Regions from separate parts of the Homo sapiens genome. Here regions 1 and 3 are each linked to region 2. Evidence: chromatin loops called from intact Hi-C (ENCODE). Cell type or tissue: Caco-2. All regions are shown on one strand. Each heading gives the region's core, and the rest is flanking DNA. Links, peaks and the distances in the headings are about the cores only. Region 1 overlaps SLAIN2 (SLAIN motif family member 2). Region 2 has its middle 25 kb from the start of SLAIN2. Region 3 holds the start of SLC10A4 (solute carrier family 10 member 4).

The links. A loop is a pair of places that touch in the nucleus more often than their neighbours do. Peaks named below come from ENCODE experiments on the same cell type or tissue, not always from the same donor. Only the 100,000 strongest peaks of a DNase experiment are listed, where the experiment ranks them.
Region 1: it touches region 2 in a loop (2.5-fold over the local background); 6 of 110 quality-filtered maps call a loop at or near these places.
Region 3: it touches region 2 in a loop (4-fold over the local background); 7 of 110 quality-filtered maps call a loop at or near these places.

The regions. Positions count from the first base shown.
Region 1 is chr4:48,372,154-48,382,273 of GRCh38, forward strand. SLAIN2 (SLAIN motif family member 2) reads left to right here. Exons shown (of 8, transcript NM_020846.2): 3 at 5,743-5,907; 4 at 7,537-7,695. Among named protein-coding and RNA genes, the nearest start is that of SLAIN2, 36 kb to the left of the region's middle. In Caco-2, for the core only: no CTCF peak of the experiment used is centred there; a DNase peak (open chromatin) is centred at 3,968.
Region 2 is chr4:48,311,750-48,321,869 of GRCh38, forward strand. No RefSeq gene overlaps it. Among named protein-coding and RNA genes, the nearest start is that of SLAIN2, 25 kb to the right of the region's middle. RefSeq lists an enhancer at 4,283-4,577. In Caco-2, for the core only: a CTCF peak has its summit at 4,471 (motif pointing right); no DNase peak of the experiment used is centred there.
Region 3 is chr4:48,478,523-48,488,642 of GRCh38, forward strand. SLC10A4 (solute carrier family 10 member 4) reads left to right here and starts at 4,821. Exons shown (of 3, transcript NM_152679.4): 1 at 4,821-5,629; 2 at 6,410-6,620; 3 at 9,905-10,120. The coding sequence starts at 5,040. RefSeq lists a cis regulatory region at 3,091-3,486 and silencers at 4,741-4,790, 4,871-5,000. In Caco-2, for the core only: no CTCF peak of the experiment used is centred there; a DNase peak (open chromatin) is centred at 4,738; H3K4me3 peaks cover 1,018 bases.

The DNA of each region.
Region 1 (10,120 bases), core at 2,934-5,433, 60 kb after region 2:
CATTGAACAGCATGTATTGAGAATCTGCTATAATAGGCATTGTTCTCAACACTGAAGTTATGGCAGTGAATATAATAGACCAAAAAATGGCTTACTTCTTGGAGCTTATATTCTTATAAGAGGAGTCAGACAGTAAACAAATAAATAAAACTCTGGCAAACTTTTTCTGCAAAAAGCCAGATAATAAACAATTTTAGTCTTTGTTGCCTGTAAGATCTCTGTTGCAGTTACTCAACTTTGCTCTTGTAGCATGCAAGCAGCCATAGACAATACATAAATGAGTGGGCATGGCTGTGTTCCAGTAAAACTACTTAATGTAACAGGTAGTGGACTAGATTTGGCCTGAAGGCTATATTTTACCAACCCCTGGTTTAAAACGTCCTAAGGAGTATGAATTATTAGCAATTGGTGACTAGCAACCTGGACTTGGGTAAAAGTAAAGCTGCTGCACCTCAAAAATAGCAATTTTGAGTGAGTGGCTCTTTGCTTTATTGCAAGGAGGATATTAGGAGTGTGTAAGAGAGGCAGTTACTCTTGAACCATAACTAGGTGTAATTAAGTACTGCATCTGTTTAACATTGTTTAAATTTTATAGCTGTATTCATAGAACAATAGCTACAGCTATAAATACAATGTATATTTGAAATATATATTTAAAATCTTTTAAGGAAAAATTTTGGCTTTTACAAGTTTGAACTTTGTAGTTGTAAATCCCCCATTTCCCAAGGAGATTGTTTTTTTTTTAAATACACTTTTTTGGTAAGGCAGAGCTTCCTAGGAACTTAAGTGCTGTATTGCAGCAGAACAGTTATTACTCCTTCACACTCAGGTTCGCTGCAGCGCACTATCACTCGTTCCTAAAATTTTCTTCACTTGTTTTTTTTGACAGTGTATTGTCTTTTTAACCCTCATTTACCCTCCCTGCTCTTTTCTTTTCAGTCTTCATTGAAGATTCTTCCTTTTCTACCCATCTTTTAAAAATTGTCATAAAATTATATAATACAAAATTATCCATTTTCACCCTTTAAAAATGTACAGTCCTGTGGCATTAAGTACATTCACGTTACTGTGCAACTGTCACTATCATATCCAGGTGAAAAGAGCTTTTAATCATCCTATACTAAACTTTTTCATCATCCCATACTGAAATTCTGTACCCGTGTTAACCAATAACTTCCCATTCCCTTTGCTTCCTCTCTGCCTGTTTTAGGTTTAGGTTGCCCCAGATCTCTCTTTTGCCTCATGTCTCTCCCTGTTTTGGTGTTTTCATCTGTTTATATGGTGTCTAGTATCACCTCTGTTGAATCACATTCATTCATGCATATATTCAAATAATTTTTAATGCAAACCTGTTAAGTATCAGGCTTTGGGAAAAGGGTGGAGGTGGGGTACATTATAAAGAAAAATGAACACTGTACTGGCACTTAATGGAGTTTATCATCTAGTAGGGGAAACATACTACAAATAATTTTTTTAGTGGTATATATATATAATAAAGGAATAAAGGTATAGTGCTTTGAGAAATAGGAATTTTCCCTTAGGAAATGATGTTTGACCTGAAACCTTAAGATTCAGAACAACTTAAGTGTGCTAAGAAAGAGATGTGGCCGGGCGCAGTGGCTTACACCTGTAATCCCAGCACTTTGGGAGGCCAAGGTGGGCGGATCACCTGAGGTTGGGAGTTCGAGACCAGCCTGACCAACATGGAGAAACCCTGTCTCTACTAAAAATACAAAATTAATGGTGTGGTGGCACATGCCTGTAATCCCAGCTACTCGGGAGGCTGAGGCAGGAGAATCGCTTAAACCCCGGTGGTGGAGGTTGTGGTGAGCCAAGATCGTGCCATTGCTCTCCAGCCTGGGCAGCAAGAGTGAAACTCCATCTCAGAAAAAGGAGATGGAGTAGAGCATTCCAGATAAAAAGAAAGGCATGTGCAAAGGCTCCATGTGGGATGAAGCATGACATATACGAAGAAGTTGCTGGAGAAGAGTAAGGAAAGGAGAGATGTGAGATAAGGCCAGAAAGATACATAGGAACCAGACTCTGTAAAACCTTATAGGCCATGTTAAAGATTGTGGACTTTATTCTTTTTCTTTTTTTGGAGACGGAGTCTTGCTCTGTTGCCCAGGCTGGAGTGCAGTGGTGCGATCTTGGCTCACTGCAACCTCTGCCTCCCGGGTTCAAGCGATTCTTCTGCCTTAGCCTCCTGAGTAGCTGGGATTACAGGTGCCTGCCACCAGACCCAGCTAATTTTTTTTGTATTTTTACTAGAGACGAGGTTTCACGATGTTGGCCAGGCTGGTTTTGAACTCCTGAGCTCAAGTGATCCACCTGCCTTGGCCTCCCAAAGTGCTAGGATTAAAGGTGTGAGCCACTGCAACTGGCACCCGGCCAATTGTGGACTTTTAAGAGCACTAGAAAAATATCGAAGGGTTTTCTGCAAGGGTGTAGTGTATGTGGACAGGAAGGACGTCATCAATTTTATTTTGGAAAGGTTATTCTAGTAGTAGTATGGAAAGTAGGTTGGAAAGGGGCAAGAGTGAATGTAGGATGCCTTTGAAGAGGGTTGATAATGATAGCTAGGCCATGTATGCTGAATGGAAAGCATAGTAGATATGGTAATAAAAGGGAATGAACCAAATATGAGGAAATGGTGGACAAGAATATCAGTAGTGATTTCTAAGTTGCCAGCTTCTGCGACAAGATGAATATTGGGATCATTCTGGAAGAGGGACCCTTGGAAGAGAATTAGATGTTAGTGCGAAGATCATGAGTTGATCTTATATGTTGACTTAGATACATTTGCCATACCCAAGGGGAGAGACATTAAATGGGTGGTGTATATAGGTCTGAAGCTCAGAGGAAAACTTAAGACTAGAAATTTAAATAATGAGGAATGTTTAGCATATAGATAATAATTGATGTATGATTGAGATTCCTTAGGAGAAAGAATATGGCATAGACTGAGAAGATAAAAAGGCTTAGAACTTGGAATGCTAGTGATTAATAACTAAGTAAAAGAGAATAAACTCCAGAGGAGATGGAGGAGGAGGAAAAAGGTAGAATTTAGCAACTGTATTTCTGCACAGGTTGATAGTTCCAAGATCATGCCACATACTGCATACTAAATATATATAAAATATTGTTTTATCTTGCATCTTGTCTCATGGTGAATATGTACAAAACTACATGGTCCAAATTACTGCACTGTCTAACTAAACAGAAAACATATGTTCCTCCTCCCCAAAACCACTACTACCAGTAGGCAAACCAGACATTTCATTCAGCTGATTTCTTTTCTTTAACAATCCTTTCCAGTTTTTAATATCTATCCTTTTTTTCTTTTTTTTCCTTTTTTCTAGTCACCGTGTACTACCTAGTTCAGTCTAACTTATTAAACATCAAGATTTCTGTCATTTTTTCTCCTTACACTGATCAGATCATATCATATGCTTGATCAAAATCACAGATAGTTTTATCACTGCTACTAAATAGGCTTAGTGGCCTACTAAATAGGTTTAGAAACCTACTAACTAGGTTTCAGACTTCTGAGCGTAGTGTCTCAGGCCTTCCATGACCTGGCTCCAGCTGGTTTTATCTGTTTTGTCCCTGCCCTGTGCTTTATCACACTTACCTGAGCATGCTCTGCATTTCCGAGACACTGCTTTTGTTCATCTTATAAATACTGAGTAAAGCACATACTTTCCCCATCCTGTCAAGTTACTACTCATCCTCTCAAGACTGCTTCAATGCCTCTCCTTCCAAAAAGCCTTACCCAGTTTCTCTCAGTTGTAATGAATTACTCCTAACTCTTCCTTTCCATTGCCCTTTGCACCTTTATGATAGTACTCATTTCATTTTGCCTTGCAATGTTTGTTGACTCTGCCTGTGGTACTTGGCTGCAAGCCTCTTAAGAGAGAGAGCACCATATCCTGTTTCTTGTATATATTCTATAAAGTGCTCTTGCCAGTGCTCATAAATATTGAATAAGCTGTGGATATTAGAATATGAAGGAAGGGGCTGGGCACGGTGACTCACGCCTGTAATCCTAGCACTTTGGGAGGCCAAGGCAGGCGGATCATCTGAGCTCAGGATTTCGAAACCAGCCTGGGAGACATGGCAAAACCTTGTCTCTACTAAAAATACAAAAAATTAGCCAGGCGTGGTGGCACATGCCTGTATTCCCAGCTATTTGGGAGGCTGAGGCACAAGAATCGTTTGAGCCCAAGAGGCAGAAGTTACAGTGAGCCGAAATCACGCCACTGCACTCCAGCCTGGGTGACAGCAAAACTTTGTCTCAGAGAAAAAAAAAAAAAAAAAAGATTGAAGGAAGAAATAGTATTTTAAGTGTTAATTTTTTAAATATATGCATTTGATATCTTAGTCCTACTGTTGTACTATTTATTTAATTTTACATGCATAGCACATTTTTTTTTTCTTTTTTTGACAGAAGTATTCAGGTTGACTTTTTTTTTTTTTTTTTTTTGAGACGGAGTCTCGCTCTGTCACCCAGGCTGGAGTGCAGTGGCTCGATATCGGCTCACTGCAAGCCCCGCCTCCCGGGTTCACGCCATTCTCCTGCCTCAGCCTCTCCGAGTAGCTGGGACTACAGGCGCCCGCCACCACACCTGGCTAATTTTTTGTATTTTTTAGTAGAGACGGGGTTTCACCGTGGTCTCGAGCTCCTGACCTCGTGATCCGCCCGCCTCGGCCTCCCAAAGTGCTGGGATTACAAGCGTGAGCCACCGCGCCCGGCCGACTTTTTTTTTTTTTTTTTTTTTAAGGATTTCCCATGTCTTGACCTTAAACTGGCTTAATAATAGTCGGTATTGCTTTAAAAAAAAAATCCAAACTTTGAAAAGGCGATTTAAACAACTTATTTCATAGCTTTTAGAAAAAGTAATAGGTTGAGTGCAGTGTCTCACCCCTGTAATCCCAGCACTTTAGGAGGCCAAGATAGGAGGATCACTTGACACCAGGAGTTTGAGACCAGTCTGGGCAACATGGTGAGACCACATCTCTACAAAAAAATATATATATATTTTTTCGAGACGAGTCTCACTCTGTCGCCCAGGCTGGAGTGCAGTGGCACGATCTCTGCTCACTGCAACCTCTGCCTCCCGGGTTCAAGTGATTTTCCTGCCTCAGCCTCCCAAGTAGCATGCACCACCATGCCTGGCTAATTTTTTTTTTTTTTTTTTTTTAAGTAGAGACAGGGTTTCACCATGTTGGCCAAGCTGGTCTCGAACTCCTGACCTCAAGTGATCAGCCCACCTCAGCCTCCCAAAGTGCTGGGATTACAGGCATGAGCCACCGTGCCTGGCCCAAAGAATATTTTTTAAAATAAAAAGTAATACATTTGTTACAGAAAAATGAGAAAACATAAGTATGCTTTTATATTCCATTTATTTTTAAAGGTCACTCAGGATTGATACAGCAAGTATCAAAGAATAAACTTTCCAACATAGTAGAAGTGAATTAAGTGGCCAATAATCTGTTTAGGAGTTACTCTTCCTGCATTATTTTTGTTGTTTGATGTGGCTACTGTTTTATTTGCATACACAGTTTAAGATAATAGAAACAATTTGTTGGGATTATTATATTTTTTCCCCCACTACCATAAGAATATTTCTTCATTTAAATTGAGATAATGATTTAGTTTTCTAATAGGAAAACTTCAGAAATGAAACGTTAACTTTTTCTCAGTTGTTAAATTTGATTTTCCCCTTCTCATTAATGCAGCTCTCAAGAGGCAGAATTTATATAATAATCCTTTCAACTCTATGAGTTACACCAGTCCTTACAGTCCAAATGCCAGTAGCCCATACAGCAGTGGCTTCAATTCTCCATCCTCAACCCCAGTGCGACCTCCTATAGTCAAACAGCTTATACTTCCTGGAAATTCAGGTAAGGAGAAAATGATATGGAGCTATTAAGGAATGTTTTTTAGCTTACTGCACTGTATCAGAAAATAACATTCATCTGCAGTTCGAGTTCATTTTATTTATGAAACTTTTAACTGGTTAAAGAAAATATCGTTGAGGAGCAACTTAGCACCAGGTACTATATTAGGCACCAGGGGTATAAACATAAGCCAGTGTGCTAAATACATAAAATTTTCTTTAGCAAGTACCTAAAAGTTTGTAAGTCTGGCTTAATTAAATGGGTTACAAATGTGATTCTTTTAATCAATAGATCCTTATTGAACAGCCTACTTGGGTTGTAAAAACTACAGAGTTAAAACCTCTTTATAGGAATTTTAATAAACTTTGATACTGCAGCTAAATAATAGTATGAGGTTAGAGGTGAATGTACCAGCAGAGTGAGGGGGCAGTAAATGATGTGGGAAAGCCAGATTGCTATAAACCAGGGAAAGAATGTTCTGCTCTGAGACTGTTATTGTGTAGCTTACTCTTCACGAATTCACAATTCACCCATTTATTTACTCTTATTGTCGCTGAAGCTGTTGTTATGACTGATTATTATAACTTCCTTAAAAATTAAGGTTAACCACCTCAAATTTTGACCTGTGCACTCCCTAGTCTAATGATCCTATTCTTTGTGTAGTATATAGGTTGTTACTTGCTACTTACTTCACCTATGATGATACCATGTTAAAAAGTTTAAGCTGCAATATTTGTTTAAAATAGGTAATTTCGTTCAGGCATTATTTGAGCCTGACCTTGTAGTACTTTTCCTATCATGTGCACTCTGCTCTTTTTTCATTAATAGTATAAAGATTAATTATTTTGTACTCTTCTTGCTCTCCTTACATGCTTTTCATGTTGGAGCTGACTGTTATGGTGAAGAATTCTGGAAAACAAGTGTTTCAGATAAATCTGTAATAGAAATATTAGTGACAGTGTTGGGATTTCATTATTTAGTAAAAGTTGACGATCTGATGAAAATATTTCATTAGAAACAAGTTAGACTTTTTTGGATGTGTGTATTCTTTATTCCTCTGGCCTGTTTTCTGTCTTCCTTTTGGTTTAGAATGATAAAGTACTTTAAACATGGCATAATGTAGGAGAAACAAGCCTCATGGTCTTTGTTCCTAAAATCTCTAAGGAATCTAATTTTATTCAAATTATAGTTTTCTCATTTAGAAAAATGAGGGAAAAGATGATGGTGTTTGTCAATGACTGTGAATTCGGGAGAAGAAAACACTACATCATAAACTCATCTATTTATAGAGCAGTTTCATTGGCTATCTTGTGCAAGTTGAAATCCTTAACATATACTTATTGAACACCAATTACTTGCCAGGCACTGTGCTGAAAGCTGAATTGTTACATAAGAGAATAGATAAGTTATACTTAGATGAAAATATGTTTATGCCATAGCATATAAAGGAGTCTCAGTAGCCCTCATTTTTCTTAATGAGGTCAATTTCTAATTTCAGGGAATTTTTTAAGCAGAAAAGGCAGAACAAGAATGAATTAAATCAAAGGGTATAATATCAAGTTAGTTGCAGTAGGCATTTATTCAATAGTTGCTTTACCAGAGTTTGAATTTTTTTCTTTTTTTTTTTTTAAGGTAACTTGAAAAGCTCAGACAGAAATCCTCCACTCAGTCCTCAGTCCTCTATAGATAGTGAGTTAAGTGCTTCAGAATTAGATGAAGATTCAATTGGATCCAATTATAAGCTAAATGATGTAACTGATGTACAGATTCTAGCCCGGATGCAGGAAGAAAGTAAGTATTCTAATTGTTAAGAGTTGAGGTTTTTTACTATTGCATAATTTTGTTGTATATTAAATATGTCTTAAAGTATTGTGGGGGTAGTAATGTAGTGAAAGTAGAAATGTTGCAGTGGACATTTCAGAGACTTAGTCAACATATGTACATGTTTATTCATCAACTTGTTTTCAGAGTCCATTTTTACATAGAGCAGTTATGCTGTGTGAGGGACAAAGAACAGCATTTATGCTGCTCTGCTTCTATGACTGGTTTTTATACCCTGCATGTTACTCTGCACTAGCACTTAACTCTTGTAATTGTTAGTCTATTACCCTTTGTGTTTTAGTGTAAACCAGCGTTTCTCAATTTTTTTCTTTTCGGTTGCTCCCCTAAGGAGCCTTGTTAAAAACTTCTTTTCCTTTTCTCCCACACTCCCCATGAAATCTTAATACCACAAGATATACTCTATATATGTTTAAGTACTATGAGGGCCATATACAATTATGACATCTAGGAATTTTTTCACACCCCAAGAACCAGTTTTTGCCCTCTTGGGAATGAATATCTCCTCACTTGAGAATACATGGTGTAAACTGTAAAAAAGACCTTTAGGAGAACATTGGAATTGTGACATTAAATTAAATGAAGCATGTGATGGTGCTTTGCAGAGTGAATGATGAAAACTTTTTAGGCCACAGATACCTTTGAGAATCCTTTTATCATCAAAGTGTACATATGCACAAAATTTTTAATACTTTTTAAAGGGTTCATGGCTACTTGCCCTGGTACTCATCTGAAGGTACTTATTCTTGCCAGTGCATTTCATTAGAAGATGCCATCTGCATAACTATGAAGTAAGAAATCTCTCTAAAGCAATCTCTTCAACCTTTACAATGAAAAGAATCCTTGAAATACATATGTTGACAAGTCTTGACAGGTGGCTGAGGTTAATGGAGCATTGCTACGGTTTAGTTCAAAAACTTTCTGTTGTCTGTGTATGTAATAGGTTCTCTTTAAATATGTAGTAGGCTTTATCAAGCTGTAGCATTTATTAAGAAACTAAAGTGTTTCTTATTCTGCTGATTCACTTCCCATTTCCATATAGCTTCCCCTAGGAAGATAGAAGGACTTAGTGCTTGCTTTATTTAGCCCTGCAACCTAATAGCAGAGTACTCTTTTTCTTCTGTAATTTTAATTAACTCCTCAGTGAGACTGTGGTATTGTCAGCTGGTTAGGGGGTGGTTATTGTTGTGGATGTGAAAAAATAAAGAATGCTGCCTAACTCTGTACTTTAGAACAAGTTCTCTCATTTCTTTGAACCCTGGCTTTTTAGATCCTAGTATTTTGTTAGAAGCTCAACCAGCTCTTTGCTTTTGGTTTTGTATTGTGTTTTGGTAACAATAGAAATTTTAGTCTTACTTTAATAATTTTTTCTAAGCCATCCACATGCATGAATATTTATTTTCCTGATGAGTAAAAATAGTAATAAAAATATATGTGATACTTCTTGAAAACTACAGCTTTTTTTTTGTCTTAGAGATGATTTTCCTTTTTACAACATTGTGTTTTGTAATGATTAGAAATGTAGAACTACAGATTTGGGCAGTCACCTGGTCAAGGTCATTCGTTTTTAAGATGAGAAATGCAAGCTCCTATAGTGATCCAACAGTGCTCTTTTCATTGGTCTGTTGTCTTTTGTTAGGTGACTTTAGTGCCATGTTGGCTATAACTAGACACTAAGTAACTTGTTGGTTACTATTTTGGTTCCCCGACTAACTGAAGGGCTAAGTGGACTCCAGGAATTTATAGTTTTAAAGATACCCTAGGGTGATTCTCATCCACTGGTTTGATGAACCGTGTTGATAGCACTTTCTGTGTGTGAATACATGACTTTAGGATTTGAATACCACTTTATAACAGATCTTTTTGACTGGAGTGCTAATAGTTAGCAGGTTGTGCTCAGAATATTACCTAAATTCTATACGTTTGCATTGCAGTTTGTTTCTTCATTGACTATGTTACGTATCAACTTTTTTTTCTGTTGTTCTAGAAGCATCTGTACTATTTGAAGGGCTCCCAAGGTTGCTTGGGTGTTTTCGAAGGTATCAAGCTATATAGGAGAATTCTTTGAAAATTCTTACTTGAAGACTTAGAATTTAAGCTTGAAAACAAGCTTAAAACAATAAAAATGGAAGTCTCTTGGGTAGTGAAGCAATCAAGATTTCGTTTGTGCCCAAGTACTGAATTCCTATAAGTGGGTTAGAAGTTTCTTTGGTACTTTATCATCTTCATGAGTAAGATTATTTCAGTAATTAAGTATCCAAGAAGTTTTATTTACTCACATACGTATTCTTTTTCCACTGGTTGGATGGTAATTGTTTCCCCTCAATATTCCTTTAATATTAGTCTCAAATTTGGATTACTGTCTTTAGGGGTAGAA
Region 2 (10,120 bases), core at 3,402-5,901:
TCTATCCACTGGAAAGTTCTGGAAGTAATAACAACTTAGTAGCAATGATCATCCCTAGTGCTCAGATTATAGTCTTCAAAGACCAAGGAAGCAAGCAAGGCCTTTGAAGAACTGGCTGATTTCATATAGAATAGGAAATATACATCCTGAGCCTGAGACCACTTGCTGTGCCTGAAAGACAGAAAGCTATCAGAGACTACTGGGGTCATATCAAAATAATGAAAGAGTCAAACTAAAAATGCTCCACTCGCCAAAAATGGCAACAATTTGAGCATCAAAAGAGAATAACAGAACACTTACTATATGATGCAACTGAGTAAAAGAATCCAGAGACATGATTCTACTTTTAGGAATTCCTAGAAAAACCTACTCTATAGTGACAGGAAGCAGATTAATGGTTGCCTAGGGCTAGGGATGGAGTGGGAGTAAGACTCACTGCAGAGGGGCTGAAAGGAATTTTTGGGGGTGATAGAAATATTCTATATTCTAGGCCAGGCAAAGTGGCTCACGCCTATAATCCCAGCACTTTGGAAGGCCGAGGCAGGTGGATCACTTGAGGTCAGGAGTTCAAGACCAGCCTGACCAGTATGGTGAAACCCCATCTCTACCAAAAATACAAAAATTAGCTGGGCATGGTGGCAGGCACCTGTAATACCGACTTCTCAGGAGGTTGAGGCAGGAGAATCGCTTGAACCCTAGAGGCAGAAGTTGCAGTGAGCGAGATTACACCACTGCACTCCCGCCTGGCAACAGAGCAAGACTCCGTCTCAAAAAAAAAAAAGAAATTTTCTCTATTCTGATTGTGGGGGTAGTTATACAGGCATATGCATTTTTCAAAATTCATTCAATTGCACAGTTTCTTTTTTTTTATTATTATACTTTAAGTTTTAGGGTACATGTGCACAACATGCAGGTTTGTTACATATGTATAAATGTGCCATGTTGGTGTGCTGCACCCATTAACTCTTCATTTCACATTAGGTATATCGCCTAATGCTATCCCTTCCCACTCCCCCCACCCCACAACAGGCCCCGGTGTGTGATGTTCCCCTTCCTGTGTCCATGTGTTCTCATTGTTCAATTCCCACCTATGAGTGAGAACATGCGGTGTTTGGTTTTTTGTCCTTGCGGTAGTTTGCTGAGAATGATGGTTTCCAGCTTCATCCATGTCCCTACAAAGGACATGAACTCATCATTTTTTATGGCTGCATAGTATTCCATGGTGTATATGTGCCACATTTTCTTAATCCAGTCTATCATTGTTGGACATTTGGGTTGGTTCCAAGTCTTTGCTATTGTGAATAGTGCCGCAATAAACATACATGTGCATGTGTCTTTATAGCAGCATGTTTTATAATCCTTTGTGTATATACCCAGTAATGGAATTGCTGGGTCAAATGGTGTTTCTAGTTCTAGATCCCTGAGGAATCGCCACACTGACTTCCACAATGGTTGAACTAATTTACAGTCCCATCAACCGCGTAAAAGTGTTCCTATTTCTCCACATCCTCTCCAGCACCTGTTTTTTCCTGACTTTTTAATGATAGCCATTCTAACTGGTGTGAGATGGTATCTCATTGTGGTTTTGATTTGCATTTCTCTGATGTCCAGTGATGAAGAGCATTTTTTCATGTGTCTTTTGGCTACATAAATGTCTTCTTTTGAGACGTGTCTGTTCATATCCTTCGCCCACTTTTTGATGGGGTTGTTTTTTTCTTGTAAATTTGTTTGAGTTCATTGTAGATTCTGGATAATAGCCCTTTGTCAGATGAGTAGATTGCAAAAATTTTCTCCCATTCTGTAGGTTGCCTGTTGACCCTGATGGTAGTTTCTTTTGCTGTGCAGAAGCTCTTTAGTTTCATTAGATCCCATTTGTCAATTTTGGCTTTTGTTGCCATTGCTTTTGGTGTTTTAGACATGAAGTCCTTGCCCAGGCGTATGTCCTGAATGGTCTTGCCTAGGTTTTCTTCTAGGGTTTTTATGGTTTTAGGTCTAACATTTAAGTCTTTAATCCATCTTGAATTAATTTTTGTATAAGGTATAAGGAAGGGATCCAGTTTCAGCTTTCTACATATGGCTAGCCAGTTTTTCCAGCACCATTTATTAAATAGGGAATCCTTGCCCGATTTCTTGTTTTTGTCAGGTTTGTCAAAGATCAGATAGTTGTAGACACGCAGCATTATTTCTGAGGGCTCTGTTCTGTTCCATTGGTCTATATCTCTGTTTTGGTACCAGTACCATGCTGTTTTGGTTACTGTAGCCTTGTAGTATAGTTTGAAGTCAGGTAGCATGATGCCTCCAGCTTTGTTCTTTTGGCTTAGGATTGACTTGGCAATGTGGGTTCTTTTTGGTTCCATATGAACTTTAAAGTAGTTTTTTCCAATTCTGTGAAGAAAGTCATTGGTGGCTTGATGGGGATGGCATTGAATCTATAAATTACCTTGGGCAGTATGGCCATTTTCATGATATTGATTCTTCCTACCCATGAGCATGGAATGTTCTTCCATTTCTTTGTATCCTCTTTTATTTCATTGAGCAGTGGTTTGTAGTTCTCCTTGAAGAGGTCCTTCATGTCCCTTGTAAGTTGGATTCCTAGGTATTTTATTCTCTTTGAAGCAATTGTGAATGGGAGTTCACTCATGATTTGGCTCTCTGTTTGTCTGTTATTGGTGTATAAGAATGCTTGTGATTTTTGCACATTGATTTTGTATCCTGAGACTTTGCTGAAGTTGCCTATCAGCTTAAGGAGAGTTTGGGCTGAGACGATGGGGTTTTCTAGATACACAATTCATGTCATCTGCAAACAGGGACAATTTGACTTCCTCTCTTCCTAATTGAATACCCTTTATTTCCTTCTCCTGCCTGATAGCCCTGGCCAGAACTTCCAACACTATGTTGAATAGGAGTGGTGAGAGAGGGCATCCCTGTCTTGTGCCAGTTTTCAAAGGGAATGCTTCCAGGTTTTGCCCATTCAGTATGATATTGGCTGTGGGTTTGTCATAGATAGCTCTTATTATTTTGAGATACATCCCATCAATACCTAATTTATTGAGAGTTTTTAGCATGAAGGTTGTTGAATTTTGTCAAAGGCCTTTTCTGCATCTATTGAGATAATCATGTGGTTTTTTTGTTGTTGGTTCTGTTTATATGCTGGATTACATTTATTGATTTGCATATGTTGAACCAGCCTTGCATTCCAAGGATGAAGCCCACTTGATCATGGTGGATAAGCTCTTTGATGTCAATTGCACAGTTTCTAAATGAGTGCATTTTATTGCATTTAAATTATAATTCCAATAATATTAATTTTTTAAAAAAGAGAAAAGGAATAAAGACTACAATGAATAGAAATCATAAGTGTAAAAATCTCAGAGTCCTTAATAAGTCTTTTTAAAAAATCGTCTTCATTCACCAATTGCCAGGATACCAACTGCTATAGTTTGGAATACTGTTCTCTCTAAATCTCATGTTGAAATTGGATACCCTATGTTGGAAGCGGGGCCCAATGAGAGGTGTTTGGATCACAGGGGCAGATCCCTCATGAATAGTTTAATGCCCTCTCCCAGGAGTGAGTTCTTACTCAGTAAGTTCTCATGAGAGCCTGTTGTTAAAAGGAGCCTGGCATCTCCTCTGTTTCTCTCTTGCTTCCTCTCTCACCATGGAGCTCTGTACACGCCAGGTTTCCTTCACCTTCTACCATGGATGGAAGCCTAAGGCCCTCACCCGATGCAGATGCCTGTACTGTACTTCTTGTACAGTCTGCAGAATCGTGAGCTAAGCAAACCTCGTTTCATTATAAATTTCTCAGCCTCAGATATTCCTTTATAGCAACACACAACACACTAAGACACCAAATCATTATGCTAAAAATCGATAAATGTAAGTTATCACTTACCCTGCTTTTCTTATGTGGGCTGGACTTCAAGGTACCTAGTGGTTGATGAGGGAAAGTTCTTTATAGAACAATTACAGTTAATAAATGCAGAAAGAATGATAAATTAGAAAATGACTATTTTTGAAATATTTTACAAAATGATGAATCTAAGTAAAAATCATCAGTGGTTTCTAAAACCATTAGGTGAAAGATAGATAAGGATCCTTAATACTATATCTATTGATGAATCAGGTCAACCACATTTGAACCACATTTAATTGATGGATAACCAGACATTACGTGCCTCTTGCTGTGATACAATAGGAAGTATAGAGCATCATATATAGAGTATCCTTGCCTAAATAAATAAATCTTAAAAACTGAATCAAAAACAAACCTCTAAATCTTACTGTCAGTTTGTAGGAAATACTATTCTGTACTCGCTAAAATGAGAAAGTGAGTCTGACCTTAGCAAGCTTAGTGAAGATGTAGAACCCTGGAAACTCTCACAATCTGCTGCCAGGAATGCAAATTGGCCCACGCAGTTTGAATTTGACAACACACACAAAATGGGGAAAATCACCTCCTTGCCACTAGATGGTGCTTATTGGCTTTTGAGTAGTTTGTTGTATTGTTTTCTGTTACATTGCTGCATTCCTCTTTTTACTTCTGATGGATCACTGGAGGAACGGACTGGGCACTAGGGACTAGAGCCTCACCAGAATGTTGTCACTGGGATCCCAAAAGCCGTATCTGCTGCGGAACTATGTTGCCCCTGGGGACACATCTCTGAGAGTTGCTGCTTGCCCTAGCCACTTACATTATTCAGTTCCTTAACAATATCTGTCTCTATACTGTGTCGAGGGTATTTTTCTGAAGAATATATTTTTCAATACAGTCTTATTATTTTTAATTATTTCACATAATATCTGTGCTCTCTATTTAACTTTTTTAAGATAACTTTGAAATTATAAAATATGGTACAAGAAAATCCTTCATACACTTCATCTAGGCCCCAGGTTCACCACTTATTACGATTTACCATTCTCTCTCTCTCTCTCTAAATCATATGTATATAATTTATATATGCCATATATATTATTTTATATACTTTTATATATTATATATATTTTATATATTATATAATTTATAGATATGTATATAATTTATAGATATATTGTATAATTTATATATTAATTTATGTATTTATTATATAATATATGATATATAGTTTATATATATTATACATATATATACATTTCTAAACCTTTTAATAGTGAGTTGCAGACATAATGCCCCACTGGCCTTATAAACACAGACACTATTCTATAAAACCACAGCATACCCATCAAAATCAGAAAATTAACATGGATATAGTGCTATCTAATGTACAGACCCCTTTCAAATTTTACCAGTTATCCCAATAGTATCCATTATAGCAAACATACAACAAAACAAAATAAGAAACAAAAAACCCACAATTGTTTAAAAACTTCTTTCCCTTTCCCCTTTTCCTTTTTGTTCCAGGACTCAACCCAGGATTATCCACAGCATTTAGTTGTCATGTACATATCTTCTTCAATCTAGACAGTTCCTCAGGCTTTCCTTGTCTTTTATTATCTTGACATTTTTAAAGGCCAGATATTTATACTACCTTCAATTTGGGTTTGTCTGATATTTTTTCATGATTAAAGTTATGATTTTGCAGGGCAGGACTATCACAAGTGATACTGTGTTAGTGCATCATATTAGGAGGTGCACAATGTCAGTTTGTCCTATTACTGGTAAATTAACCTTTATCATTTTGTTTGTCCACTGTTAGTCTTATAAATAAATATGTTTATTTATTATTATTATTAATGCTATTATTAAATAATTAAAAAGCATTTTATGGGGAGATACTTTGAGACTATGTTAAGTATCTTTTCTCTCATCAAACTTTCACTCATTATTTTGGCCTCCTATTTTAGTATGGTTGTTATCAAATGGTGATTCTCTAATTCCATTATTTCTTTTTTTTTTGAGACGGAGTTTTGCTCTTGTTGCCTAGGCTAGAGTGCAATGACTCGATCTAGGCTCACTGAAACCACCTTCCGTGTTCAAGCAATTCTCCTGTCTCAGCCTCCTGAGTAGCTGGGATTACAGGCATTCGCCACCACACCCGGCTAATTTTTGATATTTTTAGTAGAGACGGGGTTTCACTATGTTGACCAGGCTGGTCTCGAACTCCTGACCTCAGGTGATCTGCCCGCCTCGGCCTCCCAAAGTGCTGGGATTACAGGCGTGAGCCACTATGCCCAGCCTATTATTTCTCCTACATTAACTATTTGGCTTAACTTGTAAAGAAGAGCTTTCCATTTATTTATTCATTTCTTTGTATCAGTATAGGTTCATGGATTCTATTTTATTCAATGGCTTATAATATGTTACTAACGTTATTTATTTTGATGCTCAAATTGTTTTGTATTTGGCAAGTGGGATCCCCTTCAGTTTGAATCCTTTGTCCTTTAATGTGGTTCAAATCTACTTTGAGAGCTTTCTTATTTTCTGGTGCAAGATGTTTCACACTCAGCTTATACTTTTGTCTGCACAGTCCTGAAACTGGTGACTTCTCCATGAGCCTTGGTTCCTTTTAGTAAGGTATTTAAAAACCAAGATCTGCGGTGACTCACGCCTGTAATCCCAGCACTTTGGGAGGCCGAGGCGGGTGGATCATGAGGTCAGGAGATCGAGACCATCCTGGCTAACAAGGTGAAACCCCGTCTCTACTAAAAATACAAAAAATTAGCCGGGCGCGGTGGCGGGCGCCTGTGGTCCCAGCTACTTGGGAGGCTGAGGCAGGAGAAAGGCGTGAACCCGGGAAGCGGAGCTTGCAGTGAGCCGAGATTGCGCCACTGCAGTCCGCAGTCCGGCCTGGGCGACAGAGCGAGACTCCGTCTCAAAAAAAAAAAAAAAAAACAAAACAAAAAACCAAGATCTGGGTACTAAGTGTGCTTATCGCTACAAAGATGCCACTGTTCACAGACCCTCTTACCAAACACAGCCAGAGAATACATATATATCCATTCCTATATATATTTCAACCTCTATATCTGCATATTAACACCACTATGAGCTCACAGAAGTATCTATAATTCTAATCATATACCACAGAGTTTTGTTTTGTTTTTGAGATGGAGTCTCACTCTGTCGCCAGGCTGGAGTACACTGGTGTGATCTCGGCTCACTGCAACCTCCGCCTCCTGGGTTCAAGCAATTCTCCTGTCTCAGCTTCCCAAGTAGCTGGGACTACAAGCACTTGCCACCATGCCCAGCAATTTTTATATTTTTAGTAGTGACAGGGTTTCACCATGTTGGCCAGGATGGTCTCAACCACAGAGTTTATTGTAGCCTTTCCTCTTTCTGTATTTGTTCTCCTTACTCTGTAAGAAAGTTGTCTTTCATTGTCCTTAATCTATTAATTTTCCCTGTAGGTAATCAATATCCAGATGAAGTGAATTATCTCTTTGGCAGAAACCACCACACGATATCCACAGTTTACTTCCTCAGCCCCAGCCCCTCTAAAACTTCCAGGCACACGATATCAGTCTCCCTACCCCAAATGATCTCCAGTCATTCATGATTCCTGCCTTCCCTGCAGTATGCACATAGGATCAAGCACCAAGGCCTGACTATGCTACCTCCTAAATTTTTCCTGAATCTGCATTTTCCTCTATATTCTATGTGATTGCATGACTAGGAAAACCTTGCCAACTGCCTAGTTAATCATTGATGTCATTGAGATAACTAATATAATCTTTCTCCCTCTCCCTTTAATTTTTTTGACTTATTAAGAATTATTAAGTGTTGGCCGGGCGCAGTGGCTCATGCCTGTAATCCCAGGACTTTGGGAGGCCGAGGCAGGCAGATCACGAGGTCTGGAGATCGAGACCATCGTGGCTAACACGGTGAAACCTCGTCTCTACTCAAAATACAAAAGAAAATTAGCCGGGCGTGGTGGTGGGCGCCTGTAATCCCAGCTACTCGGGAGGCTGAGGCAGGAGAATGGCGTGAACCCGGCGGGCGGAGCTTGCAGTGAGCCGAGATCCCGCCACTGCACTCCAGCCTGGGCGACAGAGCGAGACTCCGACTCAAAAAAAAAAAAAAATTATTAAGGGCCTTATTAGTCATAGGTAAAGATCAGCATATTTCCCCAGCCATGCTTGTTATCGTCCTAGTAATTATTCAAGGGGTTCAAGAATTGAACATGAGAAGTTAAGCCTTGGTCCTGGCCCACAAAGTGGGGAGAATGATACCCAGGTGACAGAGCTGTTTTAATTAAAGGATAGAGGGAGTAGGAGAAGGTGAGAGGCCATTTCTATCACTTCAGCCTCACTGGTGGGCTCCTTATCCTCTAGCTTCCAATCCTAATCTCTAATGGGTAAGGTCTAAAGCTCAGCTCTTCTCTCCTATTCTGGCAGGGATTAAATTCAGTATTAATCAGCTACTAACTAATTGCTAAGCTTCTATGGGTAGCTCAGGTGGATGCTGCACTCTTTCTAGTAATTTACCCAGGAGTCCAGTTGAACCGTACTTGTCTTTTAACAATTTTGCTTTGTCAACCACCTTGCTTTACCACCTCAGGGTTGATATAACAGGTGGGTGTGGGGTAAGGTTGGAAAAAAAAGTAACCTTTTTTCTGATTATAAAAGAAATCATTACATTATAGAAATTTGAGAAAAATAAAATGAAGAAAACAAAAAATCACCTATAATATCACAACCTCCTGATGTAATTTTTTCCAGTTTTTGCTATGGTTTTATAAAATAAACTAGACATTATAATAAGTATTAACCTTTATACTGTTTTTCTTTTTCTTTCTTTTTTTTGAGAGACAAAGTCTCGCTCTTCCACCAATGCTGGAGTGCAGTGGCATGATCAGAGCTCACTTTAGCCTCTTTGAACTCCTGGCCTCAGCCTCCTGTGTAGCTGGGACTGTAGGTACAAGCCACCATGCCTAGCTAATTTTTTTAAATATTTTTTGTAGAGACAGAGTCTCAAACTCTGTCTGCTGGTCTCAAACTCCTGGCTCCAAGTGATCCTCCACCTCAGCCTTGTTTTTTTCTTAACATTATAATATAAACATTCTTCCATTTAAAAATTCTTTTAAAACATTAATAAAAATATAGATGTGTCTAATTTCATAAGGTACAAATTTTTTACATGGAGGTTGTTTTCAGTTTTTTATTATTATAAATATTTCCAAAATAAACATTTATGTACATAAATCATTTTTCCACATTGATAATTACTTTCTTAGGTTAAATTGCCAGATCTAGAATTATCTGGCCTAAATCTGTGAATACAGTTAAGCTACTGGAGAATATTGCCTTATTGTTTTTCGAAAAGCTTGCTGTAATTTGCACTTTCATGGGCTGTGTATGAGAGTGAGTGCCTTTTTCACGCCCCAAACATTGCACCTTAAAAAACAGAGTAAGAAGTAATATGATGAAAAGGGGAGGTAAATAAAAAAGGGAGATCAGGCCGTCACTTGAGAGAGAACGTTAGCTTCTGAGTTCTCTCCTTCTACATGAGAATGTGATGGGGCTATTTAGCCATTCTGATCTTCTTGGGGGCCTTTAGCCTTGTCTAGGGAAAACATGTCTTGTACACGTCTAGGGAAACAAAAGATCTGAAATCATAAGATGCCTCAGTGCTGCTGGAATTCAAACTTACCATTTGACAGGAAAGAGAAGGAAATTAGATTGCAGAGGATGGATACTTTGGAACATCCTTCCTCCCTCCTTTTTTCTCACCCTTCACATCTGATCAATCTACAAATCCTGCTACTCCGCTTCCTCTCTGTCACCACCTCTCCACGCCTATTAGGTTCTCTAGTTCAGGCTGTCATCATCCTTCAACCTGAATAAACACAATAGCCTCCTAACAGATCTCCCTCAAGTCCATCCTTCTCCCAGAGTAATCTGTCTAAAGCACAAATGTAGCCATCACCAGCCCCACAAGCTCCCTTTAAATACCCTCAAGGATGCTTCTGCCTACAGAATGGAGGTGAAGCTATTTTTCCTGAAAGCAAGGGTGTCCTGACTTATTCCGCACCTGTTATTACTGCTTCATCTTTTCCTTTCTCCTTCCTTGTACATTATGCTTAATTAATAGCAACTACTGGTAGTTACTGCCCAAACACCATTCTATTTCTTGCCTCTAAATTGTTCGTTCCCACTACCTAGCATAACTTTCCTCCCTCTC
Region 3 (10,120 bases), core at 3,779-6,278, 170 kb after region 2:
TTCAACAAAAGTGGCCAAAACAAACATGTCTGTACAATAGTCCCCCCTTATCCTCAGGGAATATGTCCTAAGACCCCAGTGGATGTCTGAATCTGTGGGTAGTACTGAACCCTATATATATCTACTATGTTTTTTCTATAAATACATACCTCTTACAAAGTTTAATTTATAAATTAGTTGCAGTAAAATATTAACAACAGTAACTGGTAATAAAATAGGACAATTATGACAATATGCCAGCATCACTACTGTTGCACTTTGGGGCCATTATTAAATGAAATATTAATTGAACACAAGCACTGGAATACTGAGACAGTTGATCTGATTACTGAGCCTGCCTACTCAGTGACTAATGGCTGCCTGTCTACACTACCTACCCATTGGTCACTAATGCCAGGCACCTGTAACCCCAGATACTCGGAAGGCTGAGGCAGGAGAATCGCTTGAACCCGGGAGGCGGAGGTTGCAGTGAGCCAAGATCATGACACTGTACTCCAGCCTGGGCAACAGAAGGAGACCTGTCTCAAGAAAAAAGAAAAGACAACAAAAAGGAATGCAAAAATCCTCCATAATCCAATATATTTTGGCCCAGTCTTTTTGAATGCAACTATATAAATACTTTTAAAGAAACTGGGGCCAAGAGCCACCCTGCAGTCTGCTATGACCATGCCTACATGCCTATGAATAGCCACTGCACTCCAGCCTGGACAATGTAACATCTCTAAAAAAATTTTTTCTAACAAAATACAAAAGAAAGAAATCAACATAAAACGGTACATAACTTGCTTTTTTCACATAAAAATATAACATGAAAATTTAAAATAGTTGCATAGTATTTATTCTATTATGTAAATAAAAAACAATTTACTCAACCAGTTGCATATTGTTGGATACTTAGGTTGTTTCTAATTTTTCTTCTACCAGTCTTATACGTTGTACTTAAATTGTCTGCAAGTCAGATGATTTCTGTAAATAGGCAAAATACATAATTTATAATAAAGTATTTTTATTATTAAACTGAAAAAGTTCTATTTCACTAGTAGTTAAATAAGCACAAAATATGAAACTTTTAAAACAGCATATTGACAAAGATTCTTAAGGTAGCAGTACTTACTTCTGGAAATGCAATGGAAGAAGCCCTCAAACACCTTTGAGGGTGCTGAGGTACTGAATACAACTTCTGTGTATGCTTATTGCTTTTCTGCCTACTCAACATCCATTTTTCCTCTTTCTGTTAACAGCACCCACTATTCCTCTGAGGAATCCCTTCCCCAAATTTGAGTTGATGTGTCTTGAGTGGGGATGAGACCACTCCCTTGCTTGAGTGAAAGCATTCCATCCTATGGCCACAATGATTGGTTGAAGGATGGGTACACTTCTCTTGCCTATTTTCTATTTAATTTTTAAATTTAAATGCTTCTACTCTTAAAAAGCCTCCTAGCTTCCTTTCAAGAAAAGTGGCCAAAACAAACATTAGTGTACAATAGTTCTCCCTTATTAATCCCAAGTTAACCCCAGGACTTTTATGAGAACTCCTGGAAGTAGGTGCTCTCTTTCCATGATTGTTTCTATGGTAGGATATATCCAAATTGATTGTATCCTTGCCACTGTAACATAATAGCATATATCTGAATCTTTTCCAGTACTGAAAAATGGCATCTAATTGCTTCAATTTAATTGCTCTGGATACTAGTGAATGTGACTATTTTCATAAACATGTTGGCTGCTTGCATCTCTTTTGTGATCTTGTGTCTATTCATGTCATTTGCCTCTTTTCCTATAAAATAACACAATAAAACTTATAAATTAATCATAAATTTTCTCTTAATTTCTTAAATGATGTTTTTACTATAACAAAGTTGAAAGTTTTTATGTATCCATATCTACTGAGCTCCCCATTATGATTTCTTCTGTTACTTTTTTGCTTAGAAAAATTTTCCATATCCAAAGATGAGATAAACACTTGCCAATCTTTTTCTCTAGTATTTTGTTGCATTATTATTATTATAATAGTTAACCCTTTAATCTACTTGGAATTAGCTTTGGTATACACTGTGCCACAAAGCTCTAAATTTATTTTTCCCCAAATAGCTAGCTTAATTTCATCTTCCTTCCTTCCTTAATTTTTTTTTTTGACACGGTTTGCTGTCACCCATGCCTGAGTACAGTGGCATGGTCATGGCTCACTGCAGCCTTGCCCTCCTGCGCTCAAGCGATCCTCCCACCTCAGCCTCCCAAATAGCTGGTACCACAGGCATATGCCACCACAGGCATGCGCCACCATGTCTGGCCAATTTTTGTAGTTTTTGTAGAGACAGGGTTTCACCATGTTGTCCAGGGTGGTGTCAAGTTCCTGGGCTCAAGAGATTTGCCCACCTTGGCCTCCCATAGGCGTGAGCCCCATGCCTGGCCATATTTTCTAAGTACTATGTTATCTCTCCCTTTTACATATTGTTTCCCCCTTGGGAAAAGAATACTTCACTTCACCAGTGTCACCACACCAGTGTCATCACACCTGGAGAATGGGCTTAAACCTAATCCTGGGGTTTTCTCATACATAGTGAGGAAGATGAGAAAGAAGGGGAGGCCAGAGCACCTGTTTTCTTTACAATGACAATCACCCCATCAGCAGGAGTGACATCAGGTGTGTAGGTCCCAAGAATCCCCCAAGATTGCAGGTGCAACATGCCCCATGATTTACAATCGCAGCCCATCATCCCCTTCTTTTTTATTTTTTCAGATGGAGTCTCAGTCTGTCATCCAGGCTAGAGTGCAGTGTCACGATCTTGGCTCTCTGCAAACTCCACCTCCCAGGTTCAAGCAATTCTCCTGCCTCAGTCTCCTGTGTAGCTGGTACTACAGGCACACACCACCATACCCAACTAATTTTTGTCTTTTTAGTCCAGATGGGGTTTCACCATGTTGGCCAGGCTGGTCTCGAATTCCTGTCTTCAAGTGATCCACCTGTCTCAGCCTCCCAAATTGCTGGGATTGCAGACAAAAGCCATGATGCCAGGCCCCTTTCTGTTTTCAGTCTTCGCCCATTGCACAAGTTGCCGCCCAAGTCCCTCCCTAAACCCTGAGAGGAGGTAGTTGGATGAGTTGAGTTGGTCTGCCTCTAATTACTGCTTATTTAATGTGATTGTGAATTTTAATATCATTAACATGATGAGGGTTTCTGAGGCAAATAGGAGTGGTGCCTGCACAGTTGGCTTCAGCTGGATCCCTTGCCATTTGTGTTCTTGGCTTATCTCATTCTGTGGTTTCAAGACTGTGAAGGCTCAGCAGTGCCTTCCCTCCTTATCTTGTCTGTTTCTCCACACATCTTCCCTGGGTCTACTAATGTAACGGTTGGGTAGCATGGATCATTGTATATCTGAATATCTTTCTTTTTACCTACATAAGGTGACATGTCAACTTAAAATATTTTTGGTCACAACCCACTTCCTTTAAAGTTTAGCTCACTGAAGTTTTTTTTTCTGGGTTTAGTGTTTTGGAAAAGTGTAAGGGTACATTATCCTCCTAGATTCTTGCAAAAGCTCTGCCCTCGTGGAATTTACAGTCCAAAAGAGAAAAAATAAATTATTTGTGATGAAGAGTGCAATATGCTTTGCATTTGCAAAGTCTTACTTTTCATAGTCTCCATCATCTTCATGAGATTTGGGGAGGAGGAAAGGCTCAGCCCACCCTTGGGTAATAGAAGTCACTCTGTGCCAGGACAGGAGTTAGGGAAAAGTTCCCAGATAGAAGAATTCACTATATCTTGGCTCCTTGTGAAAGCAACCCTGGGCTAAGACTGAGCCTTGATTTCATTCTAGAAATTCCTGTTGGTTTTTACAACTCAACTGACTATCACTTTATGGTCACCCCCAGGGAGCTAGATGCCTCCTTAACAGGCCCCACCTGGTTGGTAAGCAGCGAAATTATTTTCCTTTCTACATGCCATCTAGTGACTGACTTAAAAGTTGTTGCATCTCCATTCCTAAGAGCTCTGCTTTTGAATTGTTTTGGGATAAACCTGTCTCAAGCAGGGAATCTCAGCACTTTATTTCTTTTCAGTCCTTTAATCCTAATGCCAGGGCCTTACTCATAAAGCTTCGTAAATCTGTGGCCACTGAAATATCCTCTCTCCACCTGCCAATAACTTCTTAAACACACATTTTTCATGGAAATTGTTATTAGCCAAGCTCTTCTCTGCCCTCTTTAGGGACACATCGCCGTGCAGATTCAGCCAGGTACTTGTGGGTTCGGTTGATAAGACTGAGAATTCCTCGTTCCTCAGTTTCCTCGTTTGTAAAAATCGAGCTTGTAAAAATGGTATCTATCTCACGGCTTTGCTGTAAGAATCGAATGAAATAATGCACACGCACTTGCACAAAACCCGCTATATTATTATTACATTCTACTTTAAGACTGAAAATCATGCAAAAAATTGTTTGCAAATTCAAGCCAGATATCGTGTCCTGCTTACTAGAGAATCGCTCATATTAAGTCAAGCACCCCTCTTAGGGCTGCAGGCTATAGGAACAGTTTCTGCCATGAGCGTGCATCGATGAGGTTATCCACCCGCCCCCTCCACTTTGTGTGTCTGGGTCTCCAGATTTCATTATAAAGAGGCAGAGCCCATCAGAGAACTTGATCGGCAGCCAGGAACGGTTTTTTCCTGCTCTGGTCCTTTGTCAGGTCTTTGTTCCGCCCCTGGCTACACTCGATAACAGAACCACTTACTGGCGATTCACAGGAGGGGACCGGGCGGCAGGGCGGGGCGGGGCCTGCGGGGCGCGGGGCCGCGGCGCGGAGCCGGCGCAGCGATTGGGTTCACCCGGGGGGCCGCGCTGCGCGGAGTGCCAGGCTGCGGGCGGCTGCAGACCTGGGAGCGGAGACCGGCCCGCCGCCCCCGACGCCGCCGAGCACGTCAGCGGCGCGCAGCCGGGGCTCGGAGACCGACGGGCAGAACGACGGGCGGCGACTGCGGCGACCGCGGGACGGCGAGAGGCACGCGGCGGGAGGGGACCGGAATCCGCAGCTCCGGCCGCGCCATGGACGGCAACGACAACGTGACCCTGCTCTTCGCCCCTCTGCTGCGGGACAACTACACCCTGGCGCCCAATGCCAGCAGCCTGGGCCCCGGCACGGACCTCGCCCTCGCCCCTGCCTCCAGCGCCGGCCCCGGCCCTGGGCTCAGCCTCGGGCCGGGTCCGAGCTTCGGCTTCAGCCCCGGCCCCACTCCGACCCCGGAGCCCACGACCAGCGGCCTCGCGGGCGGCGCGGCGAGCCACGGCCCTTCCCCGTTCCCTCGGCCCTGGGCGCCCCACGCGCTCCCGTTCTGGGACACGCCGCTGAACCACGGGCTGAACGTGTTCGTGGGCGCCGCCCTGTGCATCACCATGCTGGGCCTGGGCTGCACGGTGGACGTGAACCACTTCGGGGCGCACGTCCGTCGGCCCGTGGGCGCGCTGCTGGCAGCGCTCTGCCAGTTCGGCCTCCTGCCGCTGCTGGCCTTCCTGCTGGCCCTCGCCTTCAAGCTGGACGAGGTGGCCGCCGTGGCGGTGCTCCTGTGTGGCTGCTGTCCCGGCGGCAATCTCTCCAATCTTATGTCCCTGCTGGTTGACGGCGACATGAACCTCAGGTACGGATCTGTCTATTCCTTGGGCATCTGTCTCATCCCAGACGCGCGTTTACGGCCGTGGGCTCACGACGAAGGACAGAGGCAGTGGAGGGGTTGGAATTAGGCGTGGAGGAAGGAGGAGAAAAGGAGAGGAAGTTGATGACGCCCCGGCTTTAGAAGTCAAGGCCGACCTGCAGGTTGTGCTGCTAGGGGAGCAAGCTAGACGGCGAGGGAGCTGCTCCAAGGCTGGGATTCCATGCGCAGCGCGGCCCTTCAGCAGGGTCCCTCGCCGTCCTCCCCGAGCGTCGGGGTGGCAGCGCAGGTCGTTGTCCAGTGGAAGACAAAGAGAAGGGGGAGTCTGAACTAGAACTCGCCGGCAACGTAAAAGTAAAATAGGGCTACTGGCCCGTCAGAGAAAGTAATCTCACATAGAGTGCAGGATTGTTGAGTCCGACCAACAAGTAGCAGTCAGCAGCTTTACCATGGCTTACCTTGCAGGGGGCTTGCAAGGAAGAACGTTCCTTCCCCTCAGAATCATCCAGGCTCAATAGACTTTATAATGTCGAGGGCAGCAGTACCGAGACAGGGGGCTTGTTTTTCCTCCCTGCCTTGGGTTCATAATTCCATCGGTGTTAGACGTGCTGCTCTCTTGGCACTCTCCTCGGATGTAGGTTCTGCCCAGACTTCAACCCCGGGACTTGCAGTCTCCCCGTTCCACCTCTACTCAACATACAAGAAAAAGGTTAGCTGGCTGTTTGACTCAAAGCTCGTTCTGATTTCTGCACATTCCCTTTTCTGCAGCATCATCATGACCATCTCCTCCACGCTTCTGGCCCTCGTCTTGATGCCCCTGTGCCTGTGGATCTACAGCTGGGCTTGGATCAACACCCCTATCGTGCAGTTACTACCCCTAGGGACCGTGACCCTGACTCTCTGCAGCACTCTCATACCTATCGGGTTGGGCGTCTTCATTCGCTACAAATACAGCCGGGTGGCTGACTACATTGTGAAGGTAAGGCCCCCTCTTCCCTTTCCATACTAGCTTGGAGAGCCCTTGATCTCTGACCCACAGCAGAAATGTTAGGAAGTTTGGAGAAGGCGGAAAGGAAGAAAAGGACTTGGAAGTAGTTGCATGGATAAAATTTTTTTTAAAAAGTTTATGCTACAAAGATAACTTCCACTTTTGGGATTCCTAGAATGACAGCTTTAATTAAGACACAGCTTAATCAAAACCAGCATAAGAGAACTATCAGTACTCATTGGAAGGAAACAGATCATAGCAGGGTGGGGAAGATGACAGTGTAATTAAATGGCAACATATTTTCCACTAATTGTATATAATTAAACATAAAAGCAGATTAAATAAAATTACTTTAATAGAATTGGTGCAGTATTTTAGAAATGCATGGCTATCTTTTCAAAAATGGAACTCTAATTCTGAGAAACTCTGTAGTAGGTTCCTTTAACATTTTATTAAATTTTTAAAAGTAAGTTGATACTAATAGGACAAAAAGTAATGGAAAAGTTACATTGTAGTAATAGAACACACAAAATATTGGCTTTAAAGCACAAAATAAAATTGGGTCCTGGATAAATAATGGAGGTTATGTTGACCTTACTAAATGTGTTTCTTTTTCTTTCTCCATTGCAATATTTTATATGGCTTATAAAGCTAGTGAAAAGATAGGGGATTTCTATAATTTGTGCAATATTTCTCCTAAGGCTTTGATTTTTTAAAAAATGAATGCTTTCTGTAGCAGTAGAGATTTTAATAGTTTAGTAGATTCTAGTAGTTGACTGGAGGAAAAAAAATCTTTGCAAAATTAAGCTGTCTTTGAAAATTCAAAAACAGTAGCAAAAAAGAATAAACCATGACCAGGATGCTGACTTCAGGTAATTAATCAAATAAAATACGTAACTATTACTGCAAAATGCACAGGCAAATTCCTTTAGACAAATGAAGAGAAAAAGAGCCACCCTAATGTTTCAATTATGTAGATTCAAGAAGACATAATCTTTTGTTTTACTTATTTTCTAAAGTAATTTGATTATATAGAGTCAGCTTTTATTAATATGAAAAGTAGAGAGTTCTTTTCTGTGCATATATCCAGGCTTGAGTAAAAGAAATCCTGCTCCATAATACACATGTATATGTGAATGTAAAAATGTATGTGTACATGTAAATATGCATATATTAATACCTGTAATATATACTCATAGATACTCTTGAGATGCATTAAGAACTTGTTAATCTTAATCATTAAGCTAATGCTATTAATGTGATGGCATTTACTATAAAACCTTAGGAAGTCTAAGAGAAAGTCAATCAAATGACCTATTTACACACCCAAAACAAGAAATATATTTAAAATAAATATATTAATAAATTAATATATTTAATATTTAAATATAATAGACATAAGATTAGCTACCTTTGAATTTAAGGTTAACCTAGCCCTATTCTTTAATTAACACACTATTAAGAAACGGTTTATATAATTGTTACACCTTTGCAAACACTTCAAAATGAGCATTCAATGTCAATGCTTGCCCAAATGATTTAAAATAGTTCTAAGGGACTTTGGAGCCAATATTTCAAAATGAAGAAATCAGACTGTTTGTCAGCGCTTTCAATGTGACATACTTTGAAATGGTATGCTTTTACATGTAATAGCCTGGTTTCTGCCAATTATGCATCTGTAGTATCTGTACCTTATATAATAATTATTGCAGCATCCTCTAGGGTAGAATTTGTGACCAGCTCAGATAAATTTTAAATAATTTTTTAAGAGTGTAGAGTTACGCCATTCCCGAAGACTGCAAAAGGGATATCCCAGCTATCCAGGGAACCAGAAGCAACATTTAAGCTGTTCTCTCTGGCTCTAGTTTCCTTTCCCTGCCCACTCCTCATTAAAAAAAAATAAGTTAACTACCAATATGAAGGAGAACGAGGAGAGGAATTTTTAGATTTCCGCCTTACAATTCATACAGACTGTTTTATTTGAATGAGTGAAATGTACCAGTCAGAACATCAAGATGACACGTTTTATACAGAAGTCAGTTGTACTGTATCCGAAATCCATCTATTGTAATAATACGTAAGCATCATTACAGACTTATAGATGGGAGGTTTCTCATGAACAAATAAAAAAGGGGAAAGTTGCCAAATTGCAAAGAATTCTTCACATATTTATTTACATTTTTCTCTCTTACATAATCTAAGAGTAGGTAATTGTTTCAATATTGCAAGCAATCCTCTGCAGTATATTTTGAGGGTTAAAAAGATCACACACTGAGCTTCAGACATTTTAATCAAGTTTCACAAGTTTTAACTCATGTAAAATGAGAACTAATTTCTTATGGAAAACACGGGGTTCAGTTCAGGGAAAGTAAACATCCACTTGTCTGCTCTGATGATCAGACCATACCTGGGGTATTAGGTTCAGTTCTAAATGCCCTGTTTTTAAGAGGCACATTCACATATGAAACACATTCTCAGAACAGTCAGGATACCAAAACAAAGTTATGTGATGGAGGTTTAAGTTTGGGGATGATCTGCCTGAAGAAGAGTAGCCTTCCCCTGATAACCAGTTTTTAAGCTTTTGAAGAGCTGTTTTTCAGGAAAAAAGCTTTTGAAGGCTATTTTTTTTTGAAGAGCTTTTTTTTTTTTTTTTTTTTTTTTTTTTTTTGGTGAAATGGAGTGTTGCTCTGTCACCCAGGCTGGAGTGCAGTGGCGCGATCTCTGCTCACTGCAACCTCCACCTCCCAGGTTCAAGCAATTCTCTGCCTCAGCATCCCGAGTAGCTGGGATTACAGGCATTCACCATCACACCTGGCTAATTTTTGTATTTTTAGTAGAGACAGTGTTTCACCATCTTGGCCAGCCTGGTCTTCAACTCCTGACCTCATGATCCACCCACCTTAGCCTCCCAAAGTGCTGGGATTACAGGTGTGAGCCACCGCGCCTGGCCAGAAAAGCTGGGTTTTTTTGTTTGTTTTTTGTTTTTGAAGAGCTGGTCTCTGTCGCTCCTGAGAGCCTATATCCAACTCAATGGCTAGAGGTTATAGAAGGCAAATTGTCCCTGGACATAAGGACAGGCCTCCAAACAATCAGAGCTGCCCAATGTGGCTCTGGATGCTTCCTGAAGAGGTGGCCTGCCCATCTTCAGAAATATTCTGTCAAAGGTCTCCATTTTGTGTTGGAGAGCATACTAGATGGGTGTTTTCTTCCGTGAGCTTAGGATTCTCTCGCCTGAGTTCATCTTCAACCATCTCATTGTAATTTTCTATTACTAGGTTTCCCTGTGGTCTCTGCTAGTGACTCTGGTGGTCCTTTTCATAATGACCGGCACTATGTTAGGACCTGAACTGCTGGCAAGTATCCCTGCAGCTGTTTATGTGATAGCAATTTTTATGCCTTTGGCAGGCTACGCTTCAGGTTATGGTTTAGCTACTCTCTTCCATCTTCCACCCAACTGCAAGAGGACTGTATGTCTGGAAACAGGTAGTCAG